Regions from separate parts of the Homo sapiens genome. Here region 1 is linked to region 2. The links are chromatin contacts, found by Hi-C or POLR2A ChIA-PET in ENCODE. All regions are on one chromosome and are shown on one strand. The core of a region is the stretch at or near the end of the contact, and the rest is flanking DNA. Distances in the headings are between cores, read along the strand shown. Region 1 holds the start of KRT10-AS1 (KRT10 antisense RNA 1). Region 2 holds the start of SOCS7 (suppressor of cytokine signaling 7).

Evidence for each region. Hi-C counts contacts between places; a loop is a spot of excess contacts on that map. ChIA-PET counts read pairs that join two places held with the same protein, here RNA polymerase II (POLR2A). Pooled maps may share reads with other maps.
Region 1: a loop to region 2 is called in a map of B cell, with 20 times the contacts of the local background. The contact joins the promoter of KRT10-AS1 here to the promoter of SOCS7 in region 2. A Hi-C loop is called at or near these places in 1 of 168 maps with a recorded cell type or tissue (B cell) and 2 of 50 pooled maps. POLR2A ChIA-PET finds 5 or more read pairs at or near these places in 1 of 52 experiments (activated T-cell).

What each region holds. Positions count from the first base shown.
Region 1 is chr17:40,817,886-40,820,761 of GRCh38, reverse strand. It overlaps KRT10-AS1 (KRT10 antisense RNA 1), which reads right to left and starts at 1,617. Exons shown (of 3, transcript NR_160888.1): 1 at 1,554-1,617. KRT10 (keratin 10) reads left to right here. Exons shown (of 8, transcript NM_000421.5): 3 at 95-251; 4 at 339-500; 5 at 588-713; 6 at 1,028-1,245; 7 at 1,601-1,975; 8 at 2,280-2,645. The coding sequence ends at 2,286. RefSeq lists an enhancer at 1-1,107.
Region 2 is chr17:38,350,434-38,353,145 of GRCh38, reverse strand. SOCS7 (suppressor of cytokine signaling 7) reads right to left here and starts at 1,302. Exons shown (of 10, transcript NM_014598.4): 1 at 114-1,302. The coding sequence starts at 1,093. It overlaps LOC124903991 (a long non-coding RNA gene), which reads left to right and starts at 2,150. Exons shown (of 2, transcript XR_007065738.1): 1 at 2,150-2,228; 2 at 2,421-2,687.

The sequences.
Region 1 (2,876 bases), core at 368-2,867, 2.5 Mb before region 2:
AGATCAACTATGTAGCTGCTTTTTAAATAGTCTCTGCCCAGATACATCTCCCCTATATAAGTTATAACCAGTATTGATATCATGCTTGTTTCAGGTATGAGAATGAGGTAGCTCTGCGCCAGAGCGTGGAGGCTGACATCAACGGCCTGCGTAGGGTGCTGGATGAGCTGACCCTGACCAAGGCTGACCTGGAGATGCAAATTGAGAGCCTGACTGAAGAGCTGGCCTATCTGAAGAAGAACCACGAGGAGGTGACACAAAAGTTATACTTTTCCCAGCCAAAAGAGAGTTCATTATGGTCCTCGTGTAGCCAATAAATCTTTCTGTTCCTCAAACAGGAAATGAAAGACCTTCGAAATGTGTCCACTGGTGATGTGAATGTGGAAATGAATGCTGCCCCGGGTGTTGATCTGACTCAACTTCTGAATAACATGAGAAGCCAATATGAACAACTTGCTGAACAAAACCGCAAAGATGCTGAAGCCTGGTTCAATGAAAAGGTAAAGTAATCTTCCTTATAGTGAAACTCATGGAGGTTTTATCATTTCAGAATTTCCTCACCCTTTTCCTTGTTTTTAATACTCTAGAGCAAGGAACTGACTACAGAAATTGATAATAACATTGAACAGATATCCAGCTATAAATCTGAGATTACTGAATTGAGACGTAATGTACAAGCTCTGGAGATAGAACTACAGTCCCAACTGGCCTTGGTATGTTAACTCTCATGAAATGACTTCAACTTTATCATACAAAGTTTCATGCTCACCTAAGAATATGCAATGCAACAAAAAAATGCAGAGTTGGAGGTAAGAAAGAGAAAACAAAGTGAAGCTCATGTTAATGGAGGAAAAGTACTACTAGTGTTGATCTAAAAGTGCTGAAACTGAAATGGTGCCATTAAACATACAACAAATTCTGTTCATTTTCTTATTCTTCTATATAATGCCTTACTAAATAATCAAATAAGCGTCACCATACTCAACTGAACAAGGAAGTCACTAAGCCACAAAAAAATCCGTTTCAGAAACAATCCCTGGAAGCCTCCTTGGCAGAAACAGAAGGTCGCTACTGTGTGCAGCTCTCACAGATTCAGGCCCAGATATCCGCTCTGGAAGAACAGTTGCAACAGATTCGAGCTGAAACCGAGTGCCAGAATACTGAATACCAACAACTCCTGGATATTAAGATCCGACTGGAGAATGAAATTCAAACCTACCGCAGCCTGCTAGAAGGAGAGGGAAGGTAAATTTTAAAATGAAAAGTTATCCCAGTTTCTTTTATTCAATATTCCAGATAGCAAGGCTTATCTAAACCCCAAGAAGATGCCAGAGAATGAGAGGAAGGGAGGAGAGAGGGTAGAGTACAGAAAAAGGAGTACGCAACCGCAATCTCACTTTCTCATGAATTTGGCCCAAAATGATTCTTAAGAGTTCTGTGAACTTAACATTGTTTTCAAAGGATGGGTTTTAAAATATATACCTGGCAGGGTTTTATTTTTTCAACACGTTTTGCTTATTTTCTAAATTAACGGCAACTGGAAAGCTACCCACCGTTTTCCAACGTTAGAGATAACCGAATGTGACCTCACCCCGTTTAGTTCCGGAGGCGGCGGACGCGGCGGCGGAAGTTTCGGCGGCGGCTACGGCGGCGGAAGCTCCGGCGGCGGAAGCTCCGGCGGCGGCCACGGCGGCGGCCACGGCGGCAGTTCCGGCGGCGGCTACGGAGGCGGAAGCTCCGGCGGCGGAAGCTCCGGCGGCGGCTACGGGGGCGGAAGCTCCAGCGGCGGCCACGGCGGCAGTTCCAGCGGCGGCTACGGTGGTGGCAGTTCCGGCGGCGGCGGCGGCGGCTACGGGGGCGGCAGCTCCGGCGGCGGCAGCAGCTCCGGCGGCGGATACGGCGGCGGCAGCTCCAGCGGAGGCCACAAGTCCTCCTCTTCCGGGTCCGTGGGCGAGTCTTCATCTAAGGGACCAAGGTCAGCAGAAACTAGCTGGGGTAATCAGAATTAGTTTTAACTTCCTGTGATGGTTTTTTTGCGCTTTAAGCTCTAGAGTTGTTTTAAAAAATTAAAAATCTTAGAGACGGTTCCGTTTGCATTTGTTCACAAACTACTCTTAACACCAGCCGTGAAAAATGGCATGATCAAAATGTCATACCTTAAGCATTTTTTTGGGCTTAACAATGTAAAGTTGAAATTTCCTTCTTTTTACAATATTTGCTTGTTAATTACTAAGGATCCCTACAGACTGTTTAAAATTTTTTTTCCATCATTCACACAGATACTAACAAAACCAGAGTAATCAAGACAATTATTGAAGAGGTGGCGCCCGACGGTAGAGTTCTTTCATCTATGGTTGAATCAGAAACCAAGAAACACTACTATTAAACTGCATCAAGAGGAAAGAGTCTCCCTTCACACAGACCATTATTTACAGATGCATGGAAAACAAAGTCTCCAAGAAAACACTTCTGTCTTGATGGTCTATGGAAATAGACCTTGAAAATAAGGTGTCTACAAGGTGTTTTGTGGTTTCTGTATTTCTTCTTTTCACTTTACCAGAAAGTGTTCTTTAATGGAAAGAAAAACAACTTTCTGTTCTCATTTACTAATGAATTTCAATAAACTTTCTTACTGATGCAAACTATCCCAATTTGTCAGAATTTATCTTTACTTAAGTACATAATACTCTTTAAAATTAAAGATTAGTAACCCATAGCAGTTGAAGGTTGATGTATCCAGAAATTCGGAAGACAGAACTATTGTCATGCCTTTTCTAAGTTTTTTAATCATGTATGTTCAGACCACCGTCAGTAAATTCACTGAGTAAAGTCTGTAAATCCCCAATATTACTCTTTAAGATACACAATATGTGGAA
Region 2 (2,712 bases), core at 53-2,552:
GCCTCCTCCTGAAGACCCTATCTTAAGAACTGTCAGGATCGCGATAGCAATAGATAAAAAGGGAAACCAAACAAGAAAAGGAAGTTTGTCGGCCAGCCCCCGGCCGGTCTCACCTCCCCGCGTCCAGCTCCCGGCCCGCAGAGCCTCCCATGTCTGTCAGGCTCGCAGCTGAAGCAGCCAGCTCTCCAGAAGGCCTCTTGCCGGTCCCATCCCCACCGCCGGAGCCACCGTTGCAGCTCTTGGTGCGAAAGAGGCGACTGAGGCGGATTTTGAAGGAGCCCTTCCGAGAAGGACCCGCGAGTGGCCGGAGGGGCCCGGGAGGAGGCGGGGGCGGGGGAGGTTGCTGCTGCTGCTGCTGCTGCTGCTCCCCTCTACTCAGGCGCCCCAGAGGGACCAAGTCCTGCAGCGGGAAGGGCACCGGAGGTAATTCAGGGCCTGGGGGCTGCAGCAGAAGCCGGCCGCCCCCTCCTCCTCCGCGACCCGGGCTGCTGAGCTCCTCTTCCGAGCAGCTGTTAGTCTCCAGGCTCTCGGCCTCCGATTCCAAGCCCTCCAGGACCAGCAGCGCGTCGCTCGTTTCCGTGGGGTCCTCCCCGGCCTGCGGGGCGGCAGCAGGCGGCTGGGGCTGCGGAGGGGGCGGCTGAGGAGGACACGGACACGGGCAGCAACCCCCACCGACTGTCTTGACCCCCGGCCCCGCCGGCTGCCCGAGCCCCAGAGCCGCCAACTGCGCCTCTAGTCCAGCCGCCGGGCCCCAGGTCCGCTCGAGCGCCAAGCCCGGCGGCAGGGCCTTGGGGTCCAGGGCACAGCGGTGCCGGGGACACAGCAGTTCCGAGGGTCCCGGCTCCGGGGCCGCCTCCACGTCCTCCTCCTCCGGCGGCCGACCCACGTTGCGGAACACCATCAGCTGCGGCGGCCGGGAGCCCCGCGGGCCGGGCCGCGCGAGGAAGGGTGGCGGCGGGGGGCCATGGCCCGGGGGCGGTGGCGGAGGGCCTGGCTCGGGGGCCGCCTCTCCATAGCCAAGGAGGCGGCTCAGGACGCGGTACGAAGCGGCCGCCGCCGCCGCCTCGCCATCCCGGAGCTCGGCCTCCTGCATCGGGGAGAGGGAGGGAGGGCGGGCGGCTGGGAGCCGGGCTGGGGTGGGGACTAGGCCGGGCCCCGCCGGAGCCCCGCCCGCCGCGGCCCCCGGAGCGACAGCGCTAACGGCCGCCGCGGCCTCTGCCTCATAGAGGGGGGCGGGGGGCGCGCGGAGCCCAGCGCGAGCCCAGGCCGCGCTCCGCCACCGCCGAGCACCGCCCCCAAGCCGACGTCACTTCCGGAAGGGCTTAGCCACGCCACTTTCCCCAGGGCGTGCTCGCGCTGGCCTCCACGGCGAGTGACGCCGCGCGCGCCCCCGGCCCCTATTGGCGGTGAGCTGTCTGTTGGCTGGCGTTGGTCTCTTTTCCCGGTCCTTGCTTTTCACTTCCTGGGCGCCCAGGCCCAGGCCATCCCATTCGGTAGAGTGGAGAGGCCTTGGAAACCATGGTCTGGTCCTGGGAGCGCGCCGCTGGCCTTGGGAGCACATATGGTTCTGCCATCTACGCCGCTTGCGATGTGTGACCTTGGCTGAGTCATTTCATCATTAATCTGTATCTCCGTCCGCCTGGCACCCAGTGAATGTTTGTGGAATCAGTACATGAATCGTGTTCTAGACCCAGTGCTGTACTGATAAATGTGTAACAACCAGCTCTCTGGGGGGAGAACGGGAATGTATGCACATATATAGGTACAAAAATTTGTCGTTAAGTTTTACTGACATAAAGGATGTGTAGTTCACAATTTACAATTAATAGTAAATTGGCAAATTCCATATAACTCTTTCTCACAGAATGCTTTCATTGATTTTTGCCAAACTCTTATATGGGTAGCCAAACTGTGATTGCAGTTGACCTAGGAGTGTAATTGTAAAGGTGAATGTTGGTTGATAAAACTGAAAAAGACAAAACTTAATTGGATTGTCAATGATGGGAGCAACTTCTTTGCTGAGTCAGAAAACGGTTTCAAATACTGGAAGAATATTTACTCAATTTTTGTGCTATTCATAATGTAACGGCTACAGACAACACATTAAGTTTTTGCTGTTGTTGAGATGGAATCTTTCTCTATTGCCCAGGCTGGAGTGCAATGGCGCTATCTTGGCTCACTGCAACCTCTGCCTCCCGGGTTCAAGCAATTCTCCTGCCTCGCTCCAGGTAATTTTTTGTATTCTTAGTAGAGACAGGGTTTCACCATGTTGGCCAGGCCAGTTTTGAACTCCTGACCTCAGGTGATCCACCCGCCTTGGCCTCCCAAAATGCTGGGATTACAGGCGTGAGCCACCGCGCCCACGCCCGGCCTTCTTATCTTTACACAGGGATAAGGATTGCAATTTTGCTTGCTTGCAGGCATGTTGTGAGGATCAAATAAGATCAAGCTTTTTGTGTGGAGGAGGTGAGACTGGAGGCAGGGAGCCCATTGAAATAGTCCCAGTGGGAGATATTGAGAGATGCAAGGGAAAAGGAGGAAGGATCAGCTGCAGAACTCAGTGACTTCTAATACCTGAGGGTGCATTGAGGGGAAGAGGGTGGAGGGTTGAGTCCTGCAACCAGAGGGACCTTTTCAGAATGGAAATGTGTTCATAGCCTGTGATTAAAATTGTTCATGGCTTCCCATTGTTCTTAGGCTAATGTGTGATCT